Linked DNA regions of Mus musculus: region 1 is linked to region 2. A link is a loop called in an ENCODE intact Hi-C map of the cell type or tissue named here. Cell type or tissue: heart. All regions are shown on one strand. Links, peaks and the distances in the headings refer to the core of each region. The heading gives the core; the rest is flanking DNA. Region 1 holds the start of Zfp651 (zinc finger protein 651). Region 2 overlaps Ccdc13 (coiled-coil domain containing 13).

What was found. Peaks named below come from ENCODE experiments on the same cell type or tissue, not always from the same donor. Only the 100,000 strongest peaks of a DNase experiment are listed, where the experiment ranks them.
Region 1: a loop joins it to region 2, with 2.2 times the contacts of the local background. A loop is called at or near these places in 12 of 42 quality-filtered maps.

Annotation. Positions count from the first base shown.
Region 1 is chr9:121,754,040-121,769,323 of GRCm38, reverse strand. Zfp651 (zinc finger protein 651) reads right to left here and starts at 9,291. Exons shown (of 6, transcript NM_001166644.1): 1 at 9,099-9,291; 2 at 5,203-6,705; 3 at 3,694-3,841; 4 at 2,742-2,857; 5 at 1,941-2,085; 6 at 1-1,829. The coding sequence starts at 9,101. The coding sequence ends at 1,555. E530011L22Rik (RIKEN cDNA E530011L22 gene) reads left to right here and starts at 9,381. Exons shown (of 1, transcript NR_033503.1): 1 at 9,381-12,684. Nktr (natural killer tumor recognition sequence) reads right to left here. Exons shown (of 17, transcript NM_010918.2): 17 at 12,483-15,079. The coding sequence ends at 14,992. In heart, for the core only: no CTCF peak of the experiment used is centred there; DNase peaks (open chromatin) are centred at 5,393, 8,943, 9,683, 9,813 and 6 weaker places; H3K4me3 peaks cover 3,377 bases; H3K27ac peaks cover 3,688 bases.
Region 2 is chr9:121,822,697-121,837,980 of GRCm38, reverse strand. It overlaps Ccdc13 (coiled-coil domain containing 13), which reads left to right. Exons shown (of 16, transcript NM_028384.1): 2 at 4,028-4,254; 3 at 6,956-7,104; 4 at 10,606-10,748; 5 at 12,924-13,013. The coding sequence starts at 4,034. Among named protein-coding and RNA genes, the nearest start is that of Ccdc13, 9.1 kb to the left of the region's middle. In heart, for the core only: CTCF peaks have their summits at 6,664, 6,863 (motif pointing left) and 7,576 (motif pointing right); a DNase peak (open chromatin) is centred at 6,900.

The DNA.
Region 1 (15,284 bases), core at 4,205-12,204, 70 kb after region 2:
AGGGGTACCACTGGAGGAGCCTCACTGCAGGAGCCTGGAGCCCAACCTCAGGCAGTGGGGCAGGAGTATGCAAATGGGTAACCTTCCTTTCTCAGAGAGGGAGGGTCCCACCTGTCTCCCCAGTGGACATGGGGCGGGGCTAAGGGCATGCTTGCAGCCTGCTCCTCAGGCTAGGAAAGGGTGCCTATACAGGGACAACAGCTCATTCAACCCTTCCGTGCCCAGAAGACAGCCGACTCAGCCGAGCACCTTGGGCCTGCCCACACCTGTACAGAATAAAGTGCTTCGTTTATTGATGATTAAAATGTCCCCAGCCCGCTGTCCCAGCTCAGTGGGCCTCTGAGGAGGTCAAGGGATTCGGCACCCTCTGCCAGCCCCTTGGGCACAGGCCTCTTCCAAGTGTGGCCATGCTGGGAGCGGCTGGGAGCAGCAGGGAGCGGCGGGAGGGGTGTAAGGTGCAGAGTGTGACAAAGAAGCTTATCAACAGTGGGAGATCAAACCCGGGGAAACAGAGGACATGAAATGACAACAGAGAGGGGTGGCCTATGACTGCCTGCCCCCCAAGGGCAAACGCTGAGCACTGGCTAAGCTCCCTGCTCCCACAGAGGCCTAAACACATCAGCTTCTCTCCCTGGCTGCACTGTGGCACCCCAGACTGTACAAGAGTGCAAGAGGGACCAGGGGCCAGCAAGGGGCGGTAGTGGCCTGGCCCCAAGAGGAGAGGAGGCCTCATGTGGGCTTCTGGGGGAGCAGACATAGATACGTGTCTCCTGGTGGGGCAGTCCAGCCAGATAGGCTGGTAAGGGGCAGGGATGCCCTGTGGACAGCTCCCCATCCCCTGCCCCACAGATAGCACCATGAAACCCTGAACTACTTGCCTGAGGCTCCTGTGGGGCCCCTCCCTGGGATCTCATTCTCCTGCAGGAGCCCTAGAAGCTGGGGCCGGTGAATCAGGTTTTTCTCCCCTCTGGAGGCTTGGTCTCCAGCACCCAGAGACATTCTCTCCTGGATGTGGGGCTCTTTAAAAGTCCCAGTGCAGGGTGGGGATTCCTGTACCTGCCTGGTAGGGATGTAAGAAAGGAAACCCATGGGGGCCAGCCCCCACCTGCCCCAGTCTGCCCCACACAGAGGGGCAGCCTTCACACGCTGACACTCCCCTGCCCAGTCACACATGGTATCCTGCCATGCCTCCCCGGCCACAGGCCTCTGGGGCTCCAGAACTCCTTCAACGGGGCACACCCAAATCCTCCCCTCCTAAAGAGTCAGTTAGGGGCACAGGGAAGCCAGGAATGGGCAGGTGAAACTGACCCAGGCCCTGCCTGGCTCTCTGCCATGCCTGCAGCCCAGAGCTCCTCCTGCCCTGTATCGGCTGCCTCCAGCACCCCTCGCCTGGAGGGGTGCAGCCAACCAGTCCCTCTCTGTTCTTTTACTCCCAAGCACAAGGAGTAAAATCTCCAAGAAGCTGCACCAGGACCCAGGGCCACGGGTATCCAGCTGCAGCCCAGCTCCTAGTCTGTGTCTGCTGGCCCTGGCCAAGAGGGCCTGTGCTGGGGGTCAGTTAGTGTCCAGCCTGGGAGGTGCTGTGGGGAAGAGCGGAGCTGTGGGCTGCAGATGCGTGGCAGGCAGGGTGGCGGGGTCACCGGGCAGCGGGTGGCTGACACGGAAGCACTTTTCTTTGTGTGCCTTCAGCATGTTGGAGAAGCGGAAACGCTGGCCGCACACGTCACACGGGTATGGCTTCTCTCCTGTGTGTGTGCGTCGATGCCGCTTCATATTGGGGCGGCTGGTGAAACTCTTGCCACAGATCTCACAGATATAAGGCTTCTCCCCTGCAATGGGGGGTGGGGGCAGCAGGGGTGTTCACAGCCAGCTCTAGATCCCATCCCACCCCACCAAGGAGGGACAGAGGTAAACGGAGACCCTGGGGGTAAGGCACGCACCTGTGTGTGTCTTCATGTGCTCGTCAAAGTACTGCTTCATGTTGAAGTCCTTGCCACACCACTGACACATGAACTGCTTGTGGCCAATGTGGATGCTCATGTGTGACCGCAGCTGGTACTTGTACTGGAAGCGTTCGTTGCAGTTCTGTGAAGAAGAGAAAAGCTACACCTTCAATCCTGCCTTACCCAACCTGTGTGTAGGCCAGTGTTTCCTAAGGTGCCTTCTACCTTAGCTGTTTTAAGACAGGGCCTCTCAATGGCCTCACCTCCCTGCTCAGGCTGCGCTGACCGGTCAGTGGGCTCCAGGCACCCAACTCTCTTTGCCTTCACAGCAATGCGATTGTGAGCATGTGCCATCATGCCCGATTTATTTTTTATTATTTATTTGTTTATTTACTTTGTTTTTTTTTTTGAGACAGAGTTTCTCTGTGTAGCCCTGGCTGTCCTGGAACTCACTTTGTAAACCAGGCTGGCCTGGGACTCAGAGATCCGCCTGCCTCTGCCTCCCAAGTGCTGGGATTAAAGGCAAGCACCACCACCACCCTGCTACTTTTCCTTTTTTAAACCTGGGTTGATACTCAAGTTCTCAGGCCTGCAAAGAAACATTTCCCCAACTCACCGCCTCCCCAAACCCACTGAATAGAAGCCCTGCTCCTCCTGCCTCTGTCTCTCCTGTCCCAGGATTACGGGCATACGTGTGCCGCCACGTCAGGCGTGCAGATCCTCCTGACCTCCCTTCCTCCCCCTCCCTGCAGATGGGGGTGGGTGGAGGTGGGACAGCCAGCAGCCAGCAGAGCTCACCTCACAGCGGAAAGGTTTCTCCCCCGAGTGCTGCAGCGAGTGGACCTTCAGCGACATACTGCGCTTGAAGGACTTCCCACAGGTCTCACAGGTGAAGGGCATGTCCTTGGTGTGGGCTGCGGGTGGGCACCAGACGTCACTTCTTCAGGGCACCTATCTGAACCCCCACCTCCAGACCTGCCTTCTGGCAGCCCTGCACCCCACGCTTTTCTAGAGGGTGATACTGAACTCAACAGCATAATCAGCCTTGGGCCCAGTGACACTGAAGGCCAATAAAGAAAACAAGGAGATGGTCCTCCCAGCTTAAAAAAAAAAAAATCACCAACCTGGTTACCCAGCATGCTCCTGGCCAACACCTAGATTCCAGTGTCCCCATCCCATGCAATTTACACTTTCCAGTGGAGAAAGGGAGGCATGTCTGCCAAGGACTGTCTGTCTGCCCTGACCACTCCTCCCTGGAGCTTGGAGCCCAGACAAGCAAGAAAAGGTGACCACAGGATCCAGACATTCAGCCAGGCCCACCTAGAGGCCCTGCAGCCTTGCCTGTAAGTGGGGTGGGTAGCACACTTGGGGAGGCCTCCTTACTGTGTCCAGGTCTGACCCCTGGGGGAGGTTGCACTCAGGCGATGCCTCAAGCCCTGTGAGGGCCGAAAGGTGAGAAAACATGAGAGGTCTCATGGCGGCCAGAGACAGGGCTGGGCCAGCACGTGTGGAATCGTGTGATTTGGGGAAAGCTGTTCCTGGTCTTGGGCAGACATAACACCGTGCCGGGGTCCTTGGCTTTGCCCAGCCGTGTGTCAGCTGGATTCCCATCCCAGGTTTCCCAGGCAGCCTGAAGCACTGGGCAAACTGCCCATTGGTGCATCCCCTCACCTGGATGCAGAATCCCGACACCGCCGGCAGCTGGCAGCCTGCCCATCCTCTGCCCCAACCTGCACCAGCAGGGACTCACCAACCATGTGCTTGCGCACGTGCGCCATGGTGTGAAACTTCTTCTCGCAGATCTCACAGGAGAACTTCTTCTCCGCGTAGCCGTGCACTATCTTGTTGTGCTCATGAAGAGACCACAGTTTCTTGAAGGCTTTGCCACATGTCATGCACTACGGGGAAAAGGAAGGGCGCTTTGGCTGCAACCCAGAGTTACCCTTGGCCTCTCTCTGGGGCAGGCCTGTTCCTCCACTTGAAGAGTGCTGGTAAGAAGGCTGGATCATTCCCAGACTAGGTTGACTCCTTCCACACCTGCCCACATGGCTGTTGGGGTACCTCTTCCAGGATCCCTCTTCTAAGCACCGCCCCTTTGTCTGCTTCTCTCAGCAGGAGGCTGTAGGTCAAGTTAGTTAAGGCAGCTGTGCCTGGTAGGTAGGAACTTTCAGTTCTGCAGGTTCTACAGGCTGTGAGGCTTTAGGTCCTTCAGGCAGTGGAGGGTAGTTGGACCGAAAGCTGCTCTCCTGGACTCCTGCCCTGCACATCCCAGCATGGGCTCCAGAGGCTAGAGGCTGGGGTCTGGGCAGGAAGGAGTAAAGGTTTTGCACACTCGGGGTGGCTTAAGGTACAGGAATAGCTGACAGCCAGCCCAGGGTCAGGAAACAGGTGCACAGAGTGGGTGATGGGCAGGACACCAGGCACACCTTCCCCACTGGCATCCAATTAGCAATTAGTGCAGGCAATTAGCACCCGCCTACCCGTGGCCTGAGGTTTTCTTTTTTTCTTCTTGGGTCAGAAAAGGTGAAAGGCATGCTGGTGTGTGTGTGTATGAATGCTGATGTGTATGTATGTGTACATGCATGTTGGTGTGTGCGTGTGGTATGTGTACATGCATGTTGGTGTGTATGTGCACAAATGCTGATGTATATGTGTGTCTATACGCATGCTGGTGTGTGTGCACGAATGCTGATGTGTATGTATATGTACATGCATGTTGGTGTGTGTGCATGTATGCTGGTGTGTGTGCACACATACTGGTGTGTACACACGTGCTGGTGATTATGAATGCTGGTGTGTGGGTGTGTGCACACACTGCACATGCTGGAGTGTGCTCAGACAGTGCAGACTGGCCCAAGACCTGGCAGCCACTCCAGCCTTCCCCCACTCCCATTTCTTTCCAAATTCCTCATCTAGCCTTTTTCCTCCAGATTCAGAGTAGCTGGCATGCCAGAGTTGAACCCAAGATCCCTCTTGATTGGCTATCTATTGCTCTGCACGGTGGCTCTGGGGTGGGCAAAGGGTGATGCCCTCTCCAGATAAGCCCCTTCATTTCTCTGCCGGCCTAGATTTGTTAAAAGACACATCCCTCGGCAGTTCCTACTGCCCCGGGCTTCAGATAACTCCGCTCTCCCCCACATCCCTGTTGCTCTTGCTCTTCTGGGAAAGGTGCTGCCACAATCCTCTGCTCACAACTCTGTGGGCCAGAGCCCAGCTCCACCTGTCTCCTCCTGGGGGCTGTCTGGGCAGCATGTCTCACCTGGATGTTGCGCTCACAGTCCGTCTGTCTGTGCAGCTGCAGCTCACTCTCCAGCAGGAAGCGCTTCCCACACTGGCCACAGATCTGCATCCGGCTGTGGGTCACGTTCATATGCTTTTCTAGGTACCAGCGGTTGTTGAAGACCCGAGGGCACTTCTGGCACGGATGCTGCTGTTTTTCCTCCAGCTTCACCTTGGCCCCCAGCCCGTCAGCTGCCTGGGATGCCGGAACAGCTCCAGAGGCCTTGGGCCTCTTCCCACCTCTACGTCCAGCCTCCTCTGGCTCAGGGGTGGCCCGGCGCCGGGTGTTCTGTCCCCGGGACCGTGTGGACATTCGGCTATGTGGTGGAGGGTCCACCTGGCTGCCCTGACACCCAGCGGGACCTGCGGGGTCCTGCCTGCCCTCAGCCTCCCTCTCCTCCTCAGAACTCTCTGCATCCTGCTCACTGGGCCCATCTTCTTCATCCTCATCCTCTCGATGATCGCTGGGCCCTTCCTCCTCTTCCTCCTCCTCCTCTCCCTGGCTGCCTTCCTCTTCTTCTTCCTCTTCCTCCTCTTCCTCTCCCCCTCCACTCCCTCCTCCTTCCTCCTCCTCTTCTTCCGAGTGTCCCTGCATGCCATCCTCCTGGCCGAGCACCACAGTGGCTGGATTGGCACCAGAGCCTGGCTTGCCCTCGGGTCCGGTGGACACATGCAGTGTTTGGTTGTTAAGGTTCACCTCAACAATGATTTGTGACTGCTCCTGGTGCCCATAGGTGCCCGAGGCATCCAGTTCTGGCTCCAGCCCCTCTCCACTTTCCAGTTTGCACAGGCTACCTGGGGCCTCTGCCTCTTCAGGGGCCCCTTCCTTCTCCTCCTTGAAGAGTGTCTGTGCTGGCCCAGCAGTGGCAGAGCCTACATCCCCAGCAGCCCCTGCTCCATCCTCCACACGCACAGAGTAGGGATCGGGGCCCTCCCGGGCATAGATCTTTGGGAGGCCTGGGGCATCTGCCTCCTGCTTGATGTCACAGTAGTAGGGTGGTGGAGGCACCGGAGCACAGCTGGTGGCAGGCTGTGCCAGGGCCACAGGGCCCGAGGGCGCCAAGGATCGAGCGTCCAGCAGCTCCTGGCAGGAGGCCGCGATGTCAGCCATCTGCAGCAGCGAGGCCGCGCTGAGCACCTCGTGCACGTTGGCCGCGTTCACGAGCAGCTTGGACGTGTAGATGAAGTTGAGGATCTGCTGCAGGCCGCTGGGCGCGAGTGCCTCCAGAGATAGCTCGACCCGCTGCAGCTGCTTGTTCTGTGTGAAGAGCGAGTGGAAGAACTGGCTGTAGGCGGCCAGCACACCCTTGTGTGCGGGGAACACGCTATGCTGAGGCACCAGCACTAGGTCCACATCGCACAGGTCTGGCTGGAAGAGGCGCTGCTCATTGAGGCGGCCCATCAAGCAGGCGAAGTGCAGGGCCACGTCCTCCACCAGCGAGAACTCTGCCGCCGGGGAGTCTGTCGTCTTCTCAACCAGCAACTGTGGGGCCAAGAGACAGGAGAGGTGAGGGCCAACCACTGCCCACCCCTGCCCACAATGTGGGAGGTGCCACCACCAGAAATGATCTGATCCATCCATCAAGCTGGGGGAAGGACAGACGCACAGACGTGCGCACGGGCACGCAGGGCAGGGACAGCTGCTGCTAGGGCTACGATGTCCTGGGACCTGTGCCCAGGTAGCTGCTCTGGGCACTCCCTTCGCTCTTCCTCTGTGCACACACTAGGGGCCACCCCAGGATCCCTCTTCACTGTGCCCCAACTGGACTTCCAGCTATGCCTCAGTCCGTCCTGACCTTCCCACCATGCTGAGACAGGAGCCTGCCCAACTGTGAGCACGTGAACAGCAGAAGACACAGCTTCCGCTATTGCACCTAGGCTGTAGCATCCAGGGGCCGTTTCACTTGGACAGTGGCCAACAAAGGCCTTTAAGGGGCCACAGAAGACAGCAGGCTAAAGACAGCCAGGCCCACTCAAGCTACAGCAGCTTTTTGTACACAGGGTCCTGGGGGAAGACGGGCTGTTTTCTCTGTTTGCCACACTCCGGCACCCCAGCCCAGACGCAGAAGCTCCAGGCTGGTCCTGTCTTGGAGGTCGCACCTCCTGGAGAGCCCCCTAGGGACCTTAGTGACTGACAGATCAGACTGCCAGGCCTTTAGGCCCTGCCCCACTCCCAGAACAGTCCTGTTTAGTCGGGTGGTAGAGATGGGCCTGTCTTATCCCTCACATAGGGCCTGGGGCTCAGCAGACACTGGCCAGTCCGGCCCTACAACGGCTGGCTTTGGATGCTCCATGGGCTCTGCCTGTGGAGACGAAAGCTTCCAGTGTGTGAATGCCGATGCATCCCAATGGGGGACACAACCCCACCTTCCTTAGGGGTCCCAGGATGAAGCTGTCCCCTCTAAGTCCTCTCTCCTGTCAGCAGTGGGTGGGCCAGACAGAGAGCATGGACTCTGAGCTCCCTTGTCATTCTGCTAAAGGAGAAGCTGCGGGTGAGCCCCAAGGAGCTTCGAACCTGTGCCCTCGGCCAGCAGCCCAAGACATGCCCACTCTTTGCCCTCCGCTCCACCAACAGACGTTGCCTTCCTGAAGCTCCCTCCACCCCTCACACCCCCACCAGCCACCCATTCTTGAATCTATCCCAGAACTGCTGGGCCGTCCAGCAGGGACGTGGCACGGGGCCCCGCCCATCCCTCTCTGACTCACTCTGATTCATTTTCTGGGACCAATTCCTCTTTCTTAGAGAAACTGAGGCCCAGAGAGGCTTTACTCATGGAGCTGTGGCCATCCTGCCACTCCAGCACCCTTCCCTTCTGCCTGGTACACTTCAGACAGGCAGTTGGAGAGTCCTGGAAGTGAGGTGGGTGGAAGCATGAGGTGTGAGAACCACCTAAGCATCCAGACACAGTCACCACACCCTCTGGTCCTGCCTCCTTCCCAGTCATTGCACCTGCAGGTCCTGGTGTCTGTACTACTGGGGGGTGGACGGTGGCAGGGAAAGGCCCCCCCATGGCACCACTTATTCCAGGCTTGGGGTCCCCGTTTTTCCCTTTACAAAGCTTCCCCAGGGACCTCCTGCTTGGGCAGGGCCACTTGAGCCTGGCAGAAACCCAGGCATCCCTAAAGTCACATTGCAGCCTCCCCAGCCATGGACCAGAGATGCTGCCAGCCAGTGGCAGGGCCCCTTCCGGATCAGTGCCCACCAGCTGTGTAGCCTCTGGCCAGATGCTTCCGGCTCCTTGAAGCTGAGGAGGCTTCTCAACACCTGGGTACACCAGCTGCATCGCAGCCCTCCCCCAGAGGGACACCTGCAGAGGCCACCAAGCTTTTGCCTCCCAAAGGCCATCTGGTGAAACCCCGGCGGCAGGGGTACAGGCTCATGACTTCTGGATGCTTTCTTTGGAGAGGCCTGGGAAACAGGCTCAGAGACGGCAGGGGACCGGCCCAAGGTCACACAGGAGTTTCCACTCCAGCTGTGGGCGCCCCCCGCCTATGGAGCGATCCATCCTAGTCTCCGGCAGAGCGGCTGCAGCGCCCACGTGGCCCAAGGCCCGGGCGGGAATCCGACTCCCCCTTTTCCCCCCATTACCAGCCCCGGGGCGGCGCCGTCCGGACGCAGAGAAGCTCCCCCCTCCGCCCGTGCGCAGCAAGACCTCGGCCTTTCGCGTTTGCACCCCCCACCCCAGGAATTTCACCCCTGAGCCGCGCCGCCGCGCCGCACTCTGGGCCCTGCACACCGGACAGATAGGGTCGAGGACCCCGGGGGAGGGGCCAGGTCTTCCAGACCCTGCACCGGGTCCCAAGGGGCCGTGCGCTCTGAAAGGAGGCGCTCGCAGGTGGGCGGATAAGCGGGGGGACAGGCAGGGCCCTGCGTACCATGGTGCCGCGGCGCTGGGAGCTCACAGGGCCCCGCAGGATCGCGCTGCCCCCGAGGGCCGGGCCCGGGCCGCTCCATGAAGCGCCGCGCTGGGGGCCGCCCCTGCGCAGGGCCCCGCGACCATGGCCCCGGGGGCGCGGCCGGCCGGGCGGGCGGAGGCGCAGGGCCGCGGCAAGTCCCGGCCGAGCAGCTGCGGCCCGGGAGCCTCGGGCGCGGCGGGCGGGGGGCGCGGGGCGCCGATTGGAGCCCGCGCGTCAGCTGGGGCCGCCGTCTGGACGCTTAAAGGGCCAGGCCGCCCTGCGTGCTGGCTGGGGGCGCGGACGCGCGCCGTCTCGATGCAGCTGCCCTCGGGAGAGCCTCGGGGTCCCCGGACCGACCCGGCTGGTGACGTGGGAGCGTTTGGACCGCTCGATCCCACCCTCCCGCGCGAAGTCCCTCTCTGCCCTTCTTTGCTGGGAAGTTCGTCCGGGAGTCTAACCCGGGTGTCCTCCCGCTGCTCTGCATGGGCGGGGCCAGGGTAGGCGTGAGGTCGCTGAGCAGAGCGCGCCGCCCCCCGACCCACCTGCTCCCCTGAGCCAGGCGACTCTGATGGACCCGTACCCCAGCCGCGCTCATCTCCCGCCCCCTGTGACTCCGGCTGCTCCGACTTGGGGGTGAGTCTGGGGTCTGTAGCTGCTCCGGCCTCCCACGCGTTTTGCTCTGAGTCTCCCGAACCTACCTGGGGGCCTCTGGCTGCAGAACCTCCGAGCAACCGCCGCAACGACGGAAGCCTTTCAGATGACCTACCTGGAACAGCCGGGTGGGGGCCAGAGGCCCAGGCCCGGCCGAGGGGCCCTCCGCGCAGCCTCGGCGCTGGGAAGATGCAGCTCGGCTTGCGGAACGCTGCTCTGGCACCGGCTCCGTGGGGGCAGGGGGCTGGCTGTGCTGGCAGGAGGCTGCGAAGGAACGCTGCCAGGCCGAGCGACAGCAGGGCGGGACTACGGACTACCACCGTGGTCTCTCCTTCGGACGCCCCGCACCCCTACCCACTGTTCAGCCTAGTCACTCTCCCAACACTGCTCCAGCCGGGCCATTCCACTCCAGCCATAGCAGTCTCCTTGGGTGTGCGCCTTCCTCATGGTGTGCTGTAGCTCTTTCTCTGGAGCCAAGCAGGTGTCATCAAATAGTCGAAGGTCTGTCCCCTCAGAATGCAAGGATCTCTCACTGGACATGGGCTGACTACCCCTGAGCAAGGAAGCTGAGTAGGTGAAGAAAGGTAGGGACAGTGAGGAGAGCCCCTTCCTTCACATGCGCAGGGCATGCCCCTACCTGGGTTCCCGAATCTGAGGCTCTAGGCTGAAGCTGTGAACCTGTCAATTACCGATGATGTCTCCTACACTTCCCAAAACCCAAGTTTCTCGTCTGACCCAGTTGATTGCTGCACTGACCTGGGAGGTGGGAAGGGCAGGGCTGTCTACCTACTGGGTGGACAAGGAGAGTCCCGCAGAGAGAGAAAACATGTAGACGCTGTGCTGGGAGGTTGGAAGAAGCTGGTACTGGCCTTGGCTAAGGTAAAGGAGTGACACCCCTACCCCACCCCCTGCTGTCTCATTTGGGTTCTCTGAACTCCGACTGAGGGCAAGAGGGCACACTGGGCTTGTCACTGGCAACAGCTGCAAAAGCCAGAAGCCCCGTTGTGTTCATGGCTGCAGAACTGAGTGGTCTGGACATGGGGTACAGCCAACTGGAGGGACAAGATGGGAGCAGAGGAAGGATTCTAGGCCACAACCTCAAGTTCTGTTGGTTGGTTTAGGGGCCAGAGCACTCATTACCATGATAGAGGTGGGTGCTTTAGACCCCTAAAGCTGAGTGACTCCAGGCCAAACTTCACTTTGGAGAACAAGGAGACAACCCCAGACTGCTTGGGGTTCCTGCACTTGGCTGGGGAAACTACGCTCACCAGGTAACAGAAATGCAAGTTAGGCAGTCCAAAAAGTGGGTGGTGCAGGCTGGAAGGGGAGGGTGTACAGTACGTGGCCTCCATCTCCCTCAGTTTTGGCTGCTGAGTCCAGCACTAATGGGCCACAGCTGCACAAGGGTGGGAGCCTAATGCAAACCAGCAGGTTCCCTTTCCCACACCAAGTCCAGGGCCTTACAGGAGAGCCTCCCTGTTAACTTCCAAAAGGCTCCCAGAGACCCTAGTCCTCCACAACCTTGGGCCGTGGTACTTCTTGCGGAAGCCCCCATCCCTTTAACTCAGATGTGACCAGCAGCAGTGTCAAGGCCTACGTCCATCACTGCTGTGCAGAGACCATCGGGTCCTACATGTCTGCCCAGTAGTGGGGGTTCTAGAGGTCTTCTGAGCCCTAAGTGTTTCCAGACATAGTCTTCAGGGAGGCAGACTCCTCTTAAAGTTAGGGCAGAGACAATGGTCCTCAGAATCTGCATGTGGGCAGCAGGGATCAGGGTTAGGGCTCAGTGGACATAGGTGTAGTTCTGGCCCTTTTAAAACCCACATTCTGCCTTGGTATCTCCCAGGTGCCTCAGCCTCAGGAGTTTGGTCTTACTGCTTGTATGAGGTTTGGTATTGAAGAAGACAACACCGGGCTGCTGTAAACCACAGGGAGGAAGCAGCTATGGCAAGAGGCCCAGGCCTCAGAATGCAGCCTGTGCTGTGGTGTACTGATTCCTGAATGCAGAGCTCTAACTCCTCCCTCGAGGTGCCCGAGAGACTACAGCAACCAGTAATCTGTCTCAGCTAGACATTCTGACCTGTCTTTTTAACAAGTTATGGGTATTTTGCCTGTGCCACCACGCCCGGCTTTTAATTAATTAATTAATTAATATTTTTTTTTTTTTTTTTTTTTTTTTGGTTTTTCGAGACAGGGTTTCTCTGTATAGCCCTGGCTGTCCTGCCACCACACCACAAGAGTAAAGAGTCTTACTATGCAGTTCTGTCTGGCCTTGAACTCAAGAGATCCACCCTCTTCTGCTGGGGTTAAAGATGTGCACTACCCTACCACACCTGGCATTTTCTTTAAATAAAAAATAAAACACCCACATTCGACAATTTTCAGTTTCCCAAGTTGGGGAAACACTGTTTAGCAAACCCAGTTCTCTGCAAACAAGCTAGCAGGTTCACTCTGCTTAGCCAGCAGGTCCTCACCTGTATGTTCAAATGTCACATGGTCTGTCTTAGGAGGTGAGTGATGATGGGTGCCACAGTCAGATGACTTGCAGAGGACAGCGGGAGGAGACCTGGAGTTGCATCCCACCAGAGGGTATGTTTCTGCCAGGCTCTCCCAGGTCACTCCTGCACCCCAGTAACCTGCCAATGGACAAGTCTCTTCGCTTGGCTGTATCAGAAACTGACTGGAGTTTGAGCAAAGAAAGACCAAGCAGGCAGGCTCAAACTCAGCATGTATTTTCATTTCTACAAGATCCTTTTCAAGTTGTAGAGAAATTTCATAGAAGTATATACAAATTAGACATTGCTAGTATGTACAAAAGTATTTTCTACATTTTTGAACAATATCAACTATGCCACTTGCAGTAAACAGGATGTTACAAAATCATCCAATAAAGAAAGCATTTTCTATTAAGCACATTACACAACATAATTCAATTTTATTAAAAAAATAACTTCAAAATACAGAATGATCGTGGATAAGAAGAAAAGCCATTTCTGTATTCAGTCGAGTATAAACAGCAAGGTTGACATTACTGAACATGAGTGCCTGCTGGTACAGGTTAAGCCCTGTCCATGCAGCAGTAGGTGGTAGGTGGATGCCCTTCCTCTTGCTATGCTAATCCCCAGAACCCGACAATGTCTGTAATTCCTCTGGCCACGGGACTTCGAGTAGAGATTTATCTCTGGAGTCTGATCTACTTACATGGACCCTTAAAGCAGGAGGAGGGCAGAGGTTTTGAAAAAAAGACAAGACTCAAAGGGTCCCTGCTGGTTGAAGCTGGCAAGGCCTACAGCAGGCGATGTGGGCATCCACCGAGGGCTCTAGAGGGGCCCAGCTACAAGTCACGTCTTCCCAGAGTCTTCTGAGAAATGAGCTCTTCCAGACCTTACCTTGAGACCCTGAGCAGATGAGTCAACCCTACCATTGCCTGTTTGTCAATGACACATAGGCACTCTTAGGCTGAGAAATTTGGGATAACTTGTTACACAGCAACCAAATAAGAATATATGGCCCAATAGTGACCTTTTCTTACTAATTACATTTGCCAGTTTATTTGGGCTCTGAATGCATTCTTCCTACTGAATACTAGATTCAAACACCCTTCTTTGTAGGCAACTTTAAAGGGGGGGGGGGTAGAAGGACCCACTCACTATAAACCACATGTCTAACCCGCCAAGCACTGAGTTCCGATGTTATCCTTCTAATTAACTAATTTACAGACATGGTGAACAATAGCTGGCTGGCCACCAAAATGCTGCTTACATACATCACAGAGTAACACCATTATTTATTTGTGGGGTGCTGACCTCTGATCCCAGAGCTACTTACATGCTAAGCACATGCTATATATCACTGAGCCACATGGCCCTGGAAGACTACTTTCATATATCCAGTACTTCCCCTCCATCTGGCCAGGGCTTTAGTAATTTCCTCCAGCCCAAGGCCTTTACTCTTCCCAAATGCACTAGCAAGGCCTGGGTGGGATAGGAGAGTACAGACTTCTACACCATATACCTGACAGGAAGTCTGTGAACTGGATTTAACCGGCACTAAGGTGATTAAGTACACTTGGGGAAAGAATGCAAACTAAAGAGTAAAACAAAACAAAGAAACAAACCCACACTAGTTTTTACAGGTTAGATTCTTCCTGGAGGAGCCACACAAAGCCGTAAGAACCCCTTTCTGTGCAGCAGAGCCTGTGACCCTGCTGCCCCCAACTTTTGTCCTGGGTTTCCTCCATCAGGCAGGGCTTCATGGAGTCAGGGGGCAGCGTGGGGGTGGGGGTGGGGGGTGTCTCGACACAAACAGGGAATAGGATGGTTGGGGCAGGGCTGCTACTATTGCCACAGTGAGAGTGAAGCTTGGCTGGAGTGTCTGTGGAGCTGCTTCTGAAGGACATTCTTCAGCTGGCACTTTAGCACACATGTGCAGAACAAGATGACCAGCCATACAGGTTCTGTTCCAAGGGACCTCCACCACATATCTGTGTTTGGAAGAAGCCCCTACACTCACAGTGAACCCAGCTCAGAAGAAATTATTTTTGGTGCCAGTGAATTTAAAAAAAAAAAATCACAATTCATTTTCTGGCATCAGGAAATGCAGTATGTGACAATATGACATAGGGTATACGAGGAACCAAAGGCACCAAGCACCAAAGCAGGAGCTGGGGTGGCTGGGCTGGCATTCCCTGTGAAGTGTGGGTGCTCACAGCTGGGACACAGAGGAATGAGCTACCACCCTGCACACCTGGCCATGGTCAATATGGATGTGGACAGCCTCATCTGACAGCACACACCAAGACGACAACCAGCATGGGGACATGGGGACATGGAGAACACGTGTCTTGTGACAGCTCTCCATAATTGTGTTTGGCAGCATGGATGCTAAAACCTGAAACAAAAAGAAACCTGAATTCTACAGACAATGTGATCTACAGAAAACCCTATCTACAGTGACACTGCAAATTATACTTACATCAAATTTACCATTTCTTGATTCAAGAAAATGAAAATTCCATAGTTGCCTACTGTAAAATGGGTCATAGAAATATTTCTAGGGACATCTGCACTTTAAATTCTTTTGCGCACATGTAAATAAGTGACAAGAAATATCCACTATAGGATTGAGGTCTAATACTAAAACACAACAGACTGCCATCCAGTTTCTTAAGCTTTAAGTTACCAGGTATTTACACTTAAGACACAATCTGTACAGAGACATCTCAGCTGTATCTGCTGCTCTCGCTGGGACTCCGGTGATGAGAGTAACTTCTGTCACTTTCACTGTCTGAGCCATAGGATCTACCACTCCTGTATAAGAGAACAAAACAACGCCATCAACTCCCATTTTCTGTTCTAACTATTGCAACACTATGGGTTTTTCGAGGATGTTTTAAATGGTAGTAAAATCAAGGTTAAGATAGCAATAAAGAAACCTTTTAAGAGTGGGAAATTTACTTGAAATCCATTCATAAAAATGAGCAAACTATTTTTCTACTATATCCAGTAAATGTCA
Region 2 (15,284 bases), core at 2,635-10,634:
TTCATCTGTCCGTGCTTCCCCACAGTGGACCCCCTGCAGCCGTCCACTTGTGGGTGCTGTCCTTCCCCAACATGGTGAGCTGTATCCTCCAAGACTGTGAGCCAACTAAGTCACCTTGAGTTGCTTTGGTCACACGTTTGCCCACAGCAATGGGAAAGGTAACTCATATACAGTGGGGACAGGGGCAGCGCTTGTCAGGAGCTCAGGGGAGTCATCCCAGTGGAAACCCATTGAATCCAGAGATGTCCAGGAGGCAACCAGAGAACACACGGAGACAAGAACTTAGAAGGAGCAGTCAGAGTGCAAGCTGTGAGCCCAAGGCACCCCTAGTGCTGACGCGGGAGGGGAGGGGCCCTGGCTTTGTGCTGAGGAGAGCATGTTGGACAGTGTCAGGGCCAAGTGTGTGAAGAACAAACAGGCTGTGGTATGGGGTGAGGCAGGAGCAGAGAGAGACATGAGTTATAAACTATGGTAATAGCCCATTGGGTGACGGTCGTTGGTCTAGGGGTTAGGTAGGTGTGTCCAGACTCCTGATGGTCTGTAGGACCAAAGGCCAAGAGCTAGTCGGTTGTGTCGGCCATGTTCTCATCTTCCCCTCAGAGCATGTTCACTACATCTGTGTGGTCAGGGCCTGTCTTCCCTGACAGACCGAGATCCACGTGGAAGAACAGATCTGTGTGCACTGCCTGTATGAGGTTAGCATCTGCTCAGTCAACCTCAGACCCTCTGTTCCCAGGAGTAAATGAGTCTGGGCCGACCGCCTGCTGTGCTGCTCTCCCAGGTGCCCCGCCCGAGCTGCTGTGGTTTCCTTACTGTTCCTGAATGGCAGCTCTCCACCAACACGGAGTCCTCCATCCCACACTGAGGCTCTGAGCAAGGGGCAGTATGTCTCAGTCAGCAGATGAGCTGAGGCTAGGCAGGGCGTAGGTGTCAGTCAATGAGGGCCCTGCGCTCTCACAGCGACTCCACTGTGCCAAAGACACTAGTTTCCCACACACGATACAGTGCTTGGCACACATTCTCACACTTAACTGCCCCATCCTCCCTGGGAAGGCCATAATTATTATCCTCCATCCTTGTACGACTGTTGCTGGGTGTCTTTGGGGTCATATTGGGCATGGGAGGGGAAGTTTTATGAGAACTTGATGTTGGCTCTGGGCCTGGGGGCCTGGCAAGATCCAATGCTTGGGCCATGGTGCCTTTGGGCTTGGACCTCTGCGTTTGCACAGGGGCTTCAAGCTCACGGCTGTGCTTCTGAGAAGCGTGTTCTGTCTGCCAGTACAGGCCAGACCGCAAGTTGGGTAAGGAGCTCCAGGGGCAGCCGGGGCCTGCCTCATCCTAAGCATCATCAGTAGCTCACCAACATCTTATCTCACTGCTGTGTGCCAGGCCCTGCTGCGAGCCTTGGGGGTGGGAGGAGGACGGGAGGGGCAGTGAGCAGCACCTGTGTGGACCTCATGGTTGGTGGGACGGAGGGAGACAGTCAGTAAGCCTGCGTACAAGAATATACAAAGACACGAAATGCTCTCAAGGCAGATGACATGGCGCGGGGGGGGGGGGTGTTGGATCTGTCTTCTCTGCTACAGGAGCATGCGAGATAGGCCTGGTGCTAAAGGGTTAGCTGAAGGCAGGTGGACAGGTTGGTCACTCAGGGAGCCAAGCAGTGAGCGTAAATGTCCTGAGGCGTTTGTGAGCCTGGGAGTATACTGAGGGGAGCAATACAGAGACAGACTCGAGGACAATTATAAAAATTAAAATGTATGGTTATTGGATGATGAGTGCTCATTTTTCTGGTTTCAGTAGGGTGGGGACTGGCCGTGGAGTATGAGAGTGGGGGCCGCGGTGGAGTGTTAGTGTCTAGCTGATAGTGGTGGTCTAACTGAGAGATCATGCTGTCAGAAAGTGGCTGTGATGTGGGGGACGATGGACTGAAGAAGCTGTACAGGGATTGATGTGTGGGCCAGGACACAATTGTGCAGGACATGCTGAACATGTCCTGGACCCCTACATGAGTGACAACAGGCCAGTGAAACAGGAGAAAGGACCAGGTGAATTGTTCAATGTGACACATGTTTCTGACTACTGGTAGGCAAGCGTCCAGGGCAGAGGGAAGCAGGAGCAGAGACTTGGCAGGCATGAGTGGGCCTAGGTACAGCAATGGCCGCCGAGATTCTGATGGGAACTGAGAGGAGGCTGGAACAGATGGCCCCTTGTCTCAAGCTCCTCCTTTGAAACTGAGTGTGAGATCTCCGAGGGGATAATAGACAGAGGTGGCTTGGCTGGTGTGCTGTGTCTCAGGGGAAATGATTGCTACAGACGGGTCCCTGTTCGGGCGCCATTCTGCCATGGACCAGGCTCAGTGGGCCCTCCTCAATCTGTGCAAATCAGAGTCTCGGACAGATGGGCATAGAGTCAGTGAGAATTGGGGGGTGACAAACAGACAGGACACAGGGAGTGTGCTGGATCTGAATGTAATTTGTCAATTCGAGCATCAAACTTTTTATACAGAAGAAAATAGGGAAGTTAGGTGACACATCGGCAAGGTACAATAAGGTTACCGGATGCTTAATGACTCTTAAACGAAACAAAGGAAATGCTAACGCAAAGACTGGCAGGAAATGGTCAATAAAACAACTGAGACAAAGTCAGCTCTATCTAAGGTCAGCTATAGTCTTAAAAGCCAGTTGTGAGGTCTTTACACTTCTAGGGCAAGGGCTTTCACACCCAAGTCATGCTTCTAATTAGGGAGTTCCACTCTAGCTAACCTTCTCATGAATAATGCAATACTCTAGTTCCTCCTTAAACCACAGCCCAATCTACTTCCTAAACCAATGTAAATTCCTGTATATGGGAGTGACTTGGCTTTTATTCTAAGTGATAGTGTGGGGGGACTTTCTACTAATAAGTAATGTAGTCTGCCATACATAACTATAATAAGAATTCTAAACTTACTTTGCTAAGCTTGCCCTGAGATTTCTAACTATGTAGTAGATAGTAATGCCTGATTTCTTTCACTATCTCTCTTACAATACTAAAGGCAATTCTGAATGTCACTGAATAGGCAACATTCTTACTGAATTCCAAGCCCAGGGTCGGCTCAAGGACTATCTAGAGCATTGGTGAAGGCCAGGAAGCAAAGTTCAATTTTGCTTAGGTATTTGGCAAGTCATTGCTTGGAGGCACCTATAACAAAACAATACTGAAAAGAAGCACACAGATCCATTCGCAAGGACAAAATTGGAGCATACGTGCTATGGGATGCCACAGTTCCAGGACACTAAGTTTTCATGAAACTCTTCACCTCGGGACTGTTTCCCGGTTTCTAAACCTGTCAAGCAAGTCACTACTGGAGTGGATGTAGCAAATGATGTTTTCCTTACATCATCATAAGCTCTTTCCTTGCCTGTGGGAAGGAAGGACAGATGGACAAGGAGGCATATGTCAGAAGCACTTGATTCCAAAGGGCTTTAGGTCTAAACCAGTACTTTGGGGCTTGTCTTCTGGGTGAATGGGTGACCTCAAAGTATGGTAGGGACATTTGCTGAGCTGTCTGTTCATGTGTTTTAATATGTGTAAATTATACCTCAAATAAACTGTATTTACTTATTTTTGGTTTTTGACACACAGCGCTCTGTAGCCCAGGCTGGCCTTTAATGCCTGGTTCTCCTGTTGAGATCCAAAGTCTGGGACTGTTCGTATGTGCCACTCACCCAGCTCTAGCCCCCAACTGTGAAGAAGAAATGATGGCTGGAGCCTATGTCCAGAGACTGGGATCTAGCTGGTCTGGAGTTGAGCTCAGACATCCTCAGCTTTGACAGCTCCCGGGAGATGCTAATGTGCAGCCAGAGTTGAAAGCTGCTGACAGAAGGGCTACTCCTGCTGCCACCTGCAGTCAGGGAGTCTGCTCTGCCCCGCTTTAGGTGAGGGTGTCCGAGTGCGAGCAAGCGCCTTCTTAGATTCACTGTTGGACATGTGCTAGTCACGTGCTAGTCAGTCGTACAGTCAGCTCTGGCTTCTCTGTTCTCAGGGCAAGATGGCGGCTGATGAGAGCTCGGCAGATACTCTGCGACTCCAGTTCAAGGCCATGCAGGAGCTACAGCACCGAAGGTTACAGAAGCAGATGGAGAAAAAGAGGGAGAAAGAGCTGAGCTGTCAAAGCAAAGCTGACAACCAGGAAGGGTTCATGGTGATCCCGGATGGCCTCAGCCTCCTCGACACAGAGGAGCAGAACCTAAAAAACATATTTGAGAAGAGGTAAGGACCCTTCGGCCACACTGCAGGCAGGTGGAGAGGGCAGGGGTGCAGTGGACACAGTGCAGGCAGGTGGAGAGGACAGGGGTGCAGTGGACACAGTGGATGCAGGTAGAGAGGGCAGGGGTGTAGTGAACTCTCTGCAGGCAGGTAGAGAGGGTAGGGATGCAATGGACACAGTGCAGGCAGGTGGAGAGGGCAGGGATGCAGTGGACACAGTGGATGCAGGTGGAGAGGGCAGGGGTGCAGTGGACACAGTGGATGCAGGTGGAGAGGGCAGGGGTGCAGTGGATGCCGTGCAGGCAGGTAGGTGGAGAAGCAGGTGGAGACAGCTGGTTCTCCTGGGCAGGTGTTTGGAAGTTCAGAGTAAGTTTGACACAGATGTCTGAGGCCTCTTGTAGCTGACAGAGCTGTGCTTTCTGGGCGAGCACTGCTAGGCTGTGTATTTAAAGGCAGACAGAGAGACTGTAAGTGCATCAAGCCATGGTTAGTCCAGCTTCTCTCTCACTTTGCTTAGACCTGTGCTTCTAAGGACTGGGGTGGACTTGATAGTTTGTAGATCCTTTGGGTTCTTTCACCTCTGCCAGCACTGGCCGCCCCCCACACACACACCCGGAGAGATATTAGCACATAAATGTCACCCTGTTCTGAAGCTCTGCAGATTTCTTTAGTCATTAGTGTGAAAGTTGGAGATATCCAAAATGTTCTCAGTGCTCTGGACCTGACAGTTGTAGGGCTATAGGGGTCCCGAGTCCGCTCTGCCACAGGACTTGAGCTGCTTGGGAAGGTGGGATGTGGGAAATTTTTACTGCGCTTACCTCACATGGGTTCTGAGTGGGTGTTGGGCTGTGGGAGGCTGCGGGACACAGCTCTGGGGTTAGGGGGTGCAGTCTGAGATTCCAAGGAAAGCCGGAGCTGGCTTGGGGGTTCCCAGGCCTACAGGGAGACCTGGGCCATCTGATTCTCAGGCTCTTGGGCACCCAGGCACCGCTGGAAACCACAGAAGAGCTGAGAACAGAGTGGGGACCTGCGGGCTGGATCTAGCCCCGGGATGAGGGAAAGTGGGGGAGAGCTCCAGCTGGGTCCCACGGGGAAGAGAGTCCTTGGTCTGTTCGGTGGGTGGTTTGGCTTGGGCTTGATGGAGGCCGTGGCTAGGAGTGCTGAAAGGCCTTCTGTGGGAGACTAGATGGCCAGCTCTTTAGGTGAAGGCCTGCTCCATTGCTCCCCACGGCGGCTCTTGATGAAAAGAGGCAGTCCATGGTTTTAAGGCATTTTTTGTCATGACGGAAAGTGGATGAGTAAAAACCATACCCCAGTTCTCAGGGTGGGCCTGAGGTAAGATACCTTTTGCAAGGAGGAGTGTCTGGGAAAGGGTATTTATTGGCTAAGCCTCCAGGCCTTTAGGTACCTCATTAAAATGGAGATCTGTCTTGAGGCTGTGTGACCACAAGTCACTCACATCTTCTACCTGTAGAGGGGCTTGGGGTATTGTCGTTACATGACTGATGGCCACAGATCTATGGAGGGCTGCGGCCTGGTGTCAGGAGCCTGGCAAAACGCCTGCCGTCCCTCAGGGTCACTGGGGTTTCCAGCCTGTGCTCGACCAGGAACCAGGCTGCCTTTCATGGTTCTACAGTGCCACAGGAGCACGCAGACCTGTGTAGGCTGCCGCAGTACCTTGTGATAGCCTTGTCCCAAAGACCACAGCCATTGATGAGTTGTCTCTTTGCTTTTGATCTTGCCCAGAATATTTTTGCTGGATTCAAACTCATTTTTTTATGGTTTCTTGGTTTTCCAAATGACCTATTGTAAAATGCCAATGGGGGGGGGGAGCTTTCTCAATAATTAAAAAGTCCTATGGCTCTTAAATTTTTACCTCAGCTTGATCCAGACCTATCTATAGTGGGCCTGGCCCCAAACCATAGACAGTGGAGCTGACCTTTGGTGGAGTGACGTCAGGCACAGCAGCGCTCACAGTGGCCCTCACCTACAATCCCTGTCTTTCATAAAGTGCTTGCTTAGCTGTTTCCAGGGCCTGCTCTGGGCTGTGTCATCTGCCCCTCCCATCACTCTGGGCATGGTCTCATGCCTTTGTAAAGACAGGAACAGCAGATCCTTGGCTATCTGACAAGCCAGTCTAACATAGTTGGTGTTTTCACACAGGCACATACATTCATACACACATGCACACACACAGACATGTTATCCTGCAAGGGTATATAGAAATTCTAAGTCTTAATTAAAAATTGAGGCTGGTGTCCAGGTTTTATGTGAACTTGGCTTCTAGGCTAGTGAGTCACCCTGTCTCAAAGAAGGTAGATGGCATGTCTGAGCATAACCTCCACAGTGTTCTCTCAGCTCCACACGCATGCACATGTGCATGTCTGCATACATGTGCATCTGCACACACACAAACACACTCGTACACATGGACACACACACATGAGGATTTTTATATAACCCATATGAAGAAATAAGCAACGCTACCTGAGTCTTCTTACATAGCACATCCACACTTAATCACCCAGCTCTGAGAACAGTATGTTTAAATCTCCTCTCTTCTCTCATAGTGTTGGTCTTATTTTGTACAGACAACTTCTTAGTGCCCCCTAGTGGCCAACTCTGATACTACAGGTGTAAGCCAGCTGCAGAGGCCTGGGCACTGTTGCCTGTGAGGAGCAGTCGGTCCACCTTTCCCTTGCAGGGTGTTGGAAGATGAAATCCAGCATCTTCGCAGTGAGCTCCGGGAGACAGTCGATGAGAATGGGCGACTATATAAGCTGCTGAAGGAGAGGGACTTTGAGATCAAACACCTCAAGAAGAAAATAGAAGAGGACAGATTCGCCTTCACAGGTAACTCAAGCGTGGCTTGGAGTCCAGGTGGGTGGGCCCAGTTGTCCTGTAAGAGAACAGTGCCGGGTCAGGTGTGCTCACAGTAGTCGATGGGGTCTCTCTCTCCTTGGTACTTGGCTTACATGCTACACACACCTGCTGTTTGCTGCAGATGGAACGTAGGCTCCTCTATGAAAGGTTTCTACAACCCAAACACCCTCGACAGATGCCACCCTCAGCAGCCCTGTAGGTCTGGGCTGCACTTTAACTCTGGTGGAGAACTTAGCACCAGAGGTGGGAGAAGGACTCTGATTCTGCAGGTCTTCACAAGGGGTAACCTTGGCCCTGTGAGTGTGGGCTAGGCACAGGCTCTGCAGTGATGCCTCTGACCCAGCATGTAAATTGGTGGGGACTGTGCCTCTGATGGCATAGTGCTCCTGTGGACCACAGCAAACCTCCCAGGTGAGTATAAACAGAGAGCCAGTGCCATCCACCAGGGGGAGCAGTGGGACTGCCCTGCTCTTTCCAGAGCCCCTCCCTCCCTTCTCCCTAAACAGGTTTGGCAAAAGTCCCATCAGGAGGACTTGAGCATCCCAAAGGCCCCCAGTAGCTGGATGCACCTCTTCCTTCTGTTCTTTGGCTTTTCCTATCTAAAACAGAAAATACAGGAAGACGAGGCTTTGGGTTGTGGGGATAGACACTCAGCTTTGCTCCCTGCTGCTCAGGGGCATGGTTGGGGGTGGGGTGTGTTGGTTAAGCCAGGGCTCCAGGGAGGGGGGGGGAGGGGGATCCATCCCCACCAACAGGAAGGGTGGGTGGGCAGGGCTTGGGGTGGTTCCTCCTCCCCAGCCTGTACTGTTGCTTCACCTCTTCCATCTGCCAACGCACACACATGTGCACACATATGTACACACACCTGTGCTTTTCCTGGGGCTGCTTTGCTCTGCTCCCCATGCTGAAACTTGGTCTGCTGGTCCTCGCTTTCTGAGTATTTTCCCTGTCCCCCTCCCCTCCCTCCCTTCATTTCTCCCCTCCCCTTCTCTTCCCTCACATCTGTCGCTCAGGCTGTTCTAGAACTTGGGATCCTTCCTCAGCTTCCAGCTCACCACCAGGCACAGCTCCATCTCTTGCTTAATTCACACTAAGCATGGCATATACTCCAGTTACAATTAGTTACTCTTTCTCCACTTGCTGAGGGCTGCAGGAACTTTAGCACCATCTAGGTCCCTTTGTGTCCTGCTTATGTATTACAGTTTTGTGGGTTTATTAATTTTTTTCCAGATAATATCTCATATAGCACGGGGCATACTCTGTTTTTCTGTGTAGCTAAATCAAGCCTTGAATTCTTGATCCTTTTGTGTCTAACTTCCTAGTATGGGGAGTGCAGCTTGCACCACACACAGCTTTTAAGTGTAGTATGCCATCTGGAAGTGTAGCTGTCTGGAAGAGTTCAGGGTGAACGCTGAGCTCTGCTCTTAGCTGCTCTGTGTGCTGTAAGGACTGTTGTCAGGTGCTGGCCTGTCTGCTCGCCTACTCTTCTGACCTGTTTATTCCCAGGGCTGCCGCTTCAGGACTGAGGCTGTCGGGGGAAGGGCTGGGAAAGGCAGGGAAAGGGTGCTGTCACTGGGTCCTCCCGCTCCCAGGGCTTCCTTGGACAGTCTTCTGCTGGCTAATTGTGGATTTTTGTTGCTTTTGAGTCCTAAGAGGAAATTAGTCCCAGGAAGACCGTCTCTAGGCCACTCACATTTCCTTTACGAGTGTTAGTGTTTTTTTTTCCTAGAAACCACCTATTGCATACATTGATCTGAGGAGTGTGCTCCATGACAACATGGAGCAGGGTGTTCACACCACAACTGACCCTGAAACTCAGCTCAAATGGAGTTTCTTTACCTGCTGGAGCGCTTCCCTGTGTGCTTGTCTCTTTCCGTGGTCTGAGGCTTAGAGGGAAGTGACGTTTATTTTGTTCTTCCAGACAGGATTTCTCTGTGTAGCCCAGGCTATCCTTGAACTCACTTGTAGACCAGGCTGGCCTCCAACTCAGAGATCTGCCTGCCTCTGCCACCTGAGAGCTGGGACTAAAGGTGTGTGCCACCACCATTTGGCAGGGAAGTTGGCAGGGAAGTGACTTCTAGTTGTGTCCTGACCGAGCTCCCGCTGATCCTGGGCGCAGCGCAGAGAGGCCAGGCTACAAGAGCTCTTGCTGCTCACCAGGTAGCCCCAGCTGGCACTCATCCTCCTGCACACACCTCCTCCCCACGCCCACCCCAGCTTCTCGGGGCTGCCTCCTATGTTGAGAGCCCCTTCCCAGCACTCTGCCTCTTGGCTGGATCCCTCCCTTTTATTAACTTAGGCCACTGTTCACACTTCCTCTTCTCTCAGAGGCCCCTCCCTGGCCATCCCTGTCTAAAATGTCATCACCTACCACAGGCACCCCTCTTCATTCCGAGCACACGTTCCTCCCACATAGTACACACTTAGTTCTGTTTATTGTCTGTTGGGACTGCTGGAGGATGCGCTCTCCATTCCTACCGAATCACTTCCACTGAATGAATCTGCTTGTCTTGGTCATGTGTTACCACAGCTCAGTGTAACTCCCAACCACGTGGATCTCAGCAATATTGAGCGCTAAGAATTTATTCATGGGGTCTAGGGAGCTAGTACCCTGGCCTTGCAAACATAAAGACCTGAGTTTGATCCCAAGTATCATGTTTTTGAAAACACATTGCACTTGTAGTGCCGTGCTGGGGAAGCAGGTGGGGCTGGGGCTCCCTGGCCAGCCAGTATAGCTTCTGCTCTAGGCCAGTGAGAGGCTGGGTCTCAAAACCAAAAGGGTGGACAGCACCCTAAGGTTGACTCTGATTTCCCTACACACCTGAACCTATGTGCATGTATGCACACATACAGCATACAGTGTACACACACATAAAACACACATCAGCATGTGCATGTGCACACACAAATAGCATACAATGTATGCACATATAAAGCATGCATCGTTATGTGTGCACACATACAGCACACAATGTGCACACACATCTGTACCTTCTTTGGGGTTTGGCTAGGGTGCCACAACTTTGTTCCATGTGTTCCTCTTTAGGAACCAGCCAGCTGACCTTGGCTAGAGATATCTTGTAAGATGGCATAAGCAAGAAACCAGTTGGACTGTCTCCCTGCACACTCTCTACCAGCCAAAGCTGGTATCGGGCAGATACAGAAAGGTCAGGGGCTATGCCCTGCTCACTGAGGTTCATAGCTCACTCTCTGTGCAGTTAAGATCCTGGTATCTGATTATTTTTCCAGGTCTTAGTGATGTAGCCCAGGCTGAGCTCCCTGTGTAGCTGAGAATGGCTTTGGACTTCCAATCCCCCTGCCTCTGGCTCCTGACTTGGGATTACAGGCATTGCGCCCAGCTGCCTTCCGATCTTATAGTTTGCCTGCAACCTGCTGATGCTCTGAACAGCTGTGCAGATTTGAGGTGCAGGTTGTGTTTTTAAATGGACCTTGCGATTTCTTTCATTTTAGGGGCGTCTGGGATGGCTGGAGATCTAGTTGCCACCAAAATTGTTGAACTGTCCAAAAAGAACCGGGGGCTGATGGCCGAGTCAGAGAGCGCAAAGGTCAGGATAAAGCAGCTGACCAATCGCATCCAGGAGCTGGAACACCAAGTAAGGGCCTGGGCTGCTCTTCCTGGGGAGTGAACTCCAGAGAGAGGCCACACTTGGAGGTCTTGGGTCCTTATGGAGGTCACAGGGCACAGCTGTTTGGAGTGAGATGCCTGGTGTCTGCCACATGCAAAGAGAGGAAGTATGTCAGGCAGCTAGGGGACACTGGCCATTGAGAAGAAGCCTGGCATGGTCTGGCTAAGGGCGATGAACACGGAGTTTCACTGTGAGATCTGCATCTGTTCGCATGCCCCACACCTGTCTTGGTTCCCCATCCAAGTGGACAGCGTTGGCCCTGCTGCCAGGCTGCCTGGGAATTGAGAGATGTTGTGTTTAACTGTGTAGGACAGAGCCTAGCATGTAGAAAGCCCTAGATAAATGTGCTCAGCCTTCTCCCAGAAACCCCCGTTCAACTGAAGCCACATCCAGAAGCAGTGACATGATGAGTTCTGTCTCCCCCATTTCGCTGTCCCTTCCTCCCACCTAGCCACAGACCTGTCTGCTCCAGCAGGGCACAGCCCCATGGTTCTGGTTCCTGAAGAGTTGGAATGGCTCCTCAGACTGGAGCCTCTGTAGCCTTTTCTGAGTGCAAAGTCTATTTTCGAGTCTCTGCATGATCCACCCTGGTCCTCAGAGCTGGCACTAAGGAAGAGTTTATTCATTCTGCGATGTGTTTCTGGAGAGTTGGCTCATGTTCTGAGCCACTCACTGGAGGGAATAGAGTAGGCATGGGTGGTTCCACTCCTGGGAGATGGTGCTGTGTGGGAGTGTGGCACAGCACAGCCAGGGCAAAGGAAAAGGAGCGACACCTTGACAGGCAACAGTGGCAGGAGCTGCTTGAAGGGGCTTTCCCAGCAGGCCCAGCCAGAGGCTGTGGGAACAACATCCACTCAAAGGGCCTTGAGACCCATAGTGCCAAATGGGCAGAAAGTACAAGAGACCAGTATGGCCAAAGCCTATATAGGATGATGTCAGGGATGTGAGAGGGGAGGCCATGCCCCAAATCAGATTGACCACCATGTATGAAGAACAATTGAAAAGTCACTAAAGGGTAGCTGCCTACAGCAGGTTCTGTCACAAGGCTGTGCCCATGTGGTAGCCACCCTCTGTCTCACCTGAAACCCAAAGTCTTTGGTTCCTTTATTCTCTGCCTTCTGGGCTGAGAGTGTCTTAATTTGAGTTTTATTGCTGTGAAGAGATGTCCTGACCATGGCAACTCCTATAAAGGGAAACGTTAACTGGGGCTGACTTATAGTTCTGAGGCTTAGTCTGTTATCATTGTGGTGGTTTGAACAGGAATGGTATCCAAAGAGTTGTGTGTGAATGCCTGGCCATAGAGAGTGGCTCTATTAAGTGTGGCCTTGTTGGAGGAGGTGTGTGTGTCACTGTGGAGGCGGGCTTTGAGATCACAGATGCTCAAGCTATGTCCAGTGTGGTATGGTCTCCTGCTGCTGCCTGCGTATCAAGCCGTAGAACTCTCAGGTCCTTCTCCAGCACCATGTCTGCCTGCATGTCACTATACTTCTTGCCAAGACAATAATGGAATGCCAGTCTAGGGGCCTGTGTGTGCCAACAATGTACAGGCACATTTACCAAGTGAATCAATAGCCAGCCCCAGTGAAATGTTTTCCTTTGTAAGAGTTGCCATGGTCATGGGGTCTCTTCACAGCGATAGAATCCTAACTAAGACAATTGTCATAGCAGGAAGCATGGCGGCACGCAGGCAGGCATGGTGCTGTAGAGGAAGTTCTGAGTTCTACAACTGGATTCACAGACAACAGGAAGAGAGAGAGTGACATCAGGCCTGGCTTGAGCTTCGGAAACCTCAGAGCTCACCCCCAGTGACACACAAGAGTGCACCTCCCAATGGTGCCATTTCCTAAGAGTCTATGGGGCCATTTTCATTCAAACTACCCTAGAAAGTATGACTGAACTGTGGTCATTTATTAAGGTCTTAACAGATCTTTGGGCTGCCCTTCCTAGGAAATAGGGTTGATTACCAGGCAAACCTCTCCTGTCACAAGTAGCTTGGAAAGGAGCATTCCTTAGTGTTCCACATGTGAGCAAGAACTCAGACACTAGGACAGGTGGCCCACACATCCAGCAGCACTGGGTGCTTCGGCTGGCTGTGCAGCTGCTGAGCAGAACCAAGTCTTAGTGCCGCGTTTGCTTTTCCAGCTGCAGATGGCGTCAGCCAAGCCACCATCCAAGGGGGCCACTGATGCAGGGGCTAAGCCACTGAAGACCCAGACGGGAGACAGAGCTTTGGTATGTGTTCTCCTTTATGCTGCGTCTGTGAGGTAGCCATGACCTGGGCCTCCCCTTCCCCAGTGTGCTCTCAGATACTCTGCCACAGTTCCCAGCCAAGGGCTCTTCTCTGCCATTGTAGCCTTAGAGCAGTCCCAAGCAACAGATCCGGTCTATGTCTTTTGCCCAGAATGCCTGGCAGGGGCCAAGGAAGGCCCAGATCTAAGCCACTTTGCATGGGGGTCAGGGGACTATACAGCTATAGCCTCTAAGCCCTGGGAACACAGACCAGGAGGAAAGGATGGTCCACTTAGATGCCTGCTCCCAGGCTGATCCGCTCTGCAGTAGTCTCTTTACAGGGTGACAGCTACTACTCCTTGCTTTGCAGACAGACAGGCTTGCTCCTGGTTGCCCAGAACAATTCTGTTCTTTTCCCTTCAGTGTGTGTGTATATGTGTGTGTGTGTGTGTATGTGTGTGTGTGTGTGTGTGTGTATGTGTGTGTGTATGTGTGTGTGTGTATGTGTGTGTGTATATGTGTGTGTGTGTGTGTGTGTGTGTGTGTGTGTGTACACATACATGTGAGGTGTGCACCTGCACATTCATACATGGAGAAGCCAGAGGACAATCTCATGGGTCATCAGGAACGTCATCCACTCCTTTGAGACAGGGTCTCTCTTTGGTCCCAAGCTCAGTACTCAGTACAGGCTGGCTGGTTGAGCTATTTAGCCGGATTAGACTGGATCTTCTGTCCCTGCCCAGCATTGGCATTACAAGCTCTTGGCATCATGCCAGCTGTTTACATGGTACTAAGACTGAATTCAGACCCTCACACTTGCAGTGTAGTGATACAGCTGTCTCCCGGCCTCCTGAGAGCGCAGTGGCCCCGAGCAGCACTGCAGCCTTACAGATCTGTGCCTCGGACCTTGTTTTGTAGCTAGTGAACATGCCACAGATGTCGGCAATGTGAATGTGGCTTTATGAGAGGAAGGTAAGCAGCCATAGATGGGTTGCCAGGGATGTAGAGCCCAAGTCATGTTAAATCTCACCTGTCTGCAGAGTGTCCCAGCATCCACATCAGGGTTTTCTCAAGAAGCCAGACCAACTGTGACAGGTGGCCAAGCCCTGGAACCCCCAGCTCAGTGCCCCTCCTGCTCCATGTTGCCTCTGGCCCATGCCTTAGGATCAGGCCACTGCTTGCTGCTCTTAACAGGAATTTAGTCCTGGGTGTGCAGTGATGGGCCTCTTGGGATGCAGGAATGGGTGTATGAACCAGTCTTCTTGCTAGGGAGGCAGCCACAGTGCTCTTAGTAGGCAGTGTTTTTCATGGCCCTTCCTGGCGAGGAATACTGCCAAGATGTCCTTGATTTATCTGGACCAGTGAGATCCCTTGACTTGAGTTACCCTGGGTGAGAAACTGTTGGGTCCCTTGTTAGCCTGATAGAATTATCTGCCTTGCCACACGGGGATTCATAACTTTGGGTCCATAGAGGGTTCTAAGAGGAAAAGGACTAGCCATGTACAGGAGGGTGTGATGGGCCTTTAGAAATGGGCTAGCCTGAACTGGCAACAGGAGCTCACCCTGCATCTGAGAAGCTGGAGTAGGAGCTATCCTTGTACTACGCTCTGGTGAAGTAGGTGGTGAAGGCCTGCCAAGAGGAACAGTACCTTCAAGGCATAGAGGCTGGGGAGCTGGAACATTGTGCACAGTTGGCTCACCTGGGTGTCAGCTGCTTAGCATTTGGTTTGAGCCCAGAGCTCACAGGCAGGAAAAGGACATGAGCCAACATAAATCAGGGATGGGGGGGGGGTGGTTTCCTGGGTCACTGGAACAGGAATCTCAGATGCATTCTGTAACCAGCTACAAGAGCAGGGATCTCTAATAGAAGAGTGTGCCAGGCTACAGTTCTCATCTTAGCCAGACCAGGTCCTTTCCCTGGTATATACTGCTCAAGGACACGACCAAACCACGTCTGCAACACTGGACCCTGAGGGGCAGCTGCACTCTAGAGGTCTGGCCCCAGTCTCCTCTGAAGCACATTCTAGAGTGCAGGGAAGGCAAGAGGCTTCAGAAGGCTGTGCTATGAGCAGTCAACAATGCCTGTTCCCAGGGCTCTGTAGCTGTCCTTCAAAGGAAACAGCCTGCAGTGGGAGCCAGGCTGGCACATAGCCCCACCTCCCCAAAGCCTGTGTGGTGGCTGGGACAGAGGGTGGGCCAGCTGCTAGGCCTCTCCAGAATGCCATATGGCGTTAGTCACTGTCACCCACCCACCCAAGTCCCTTGCCCCGCCCC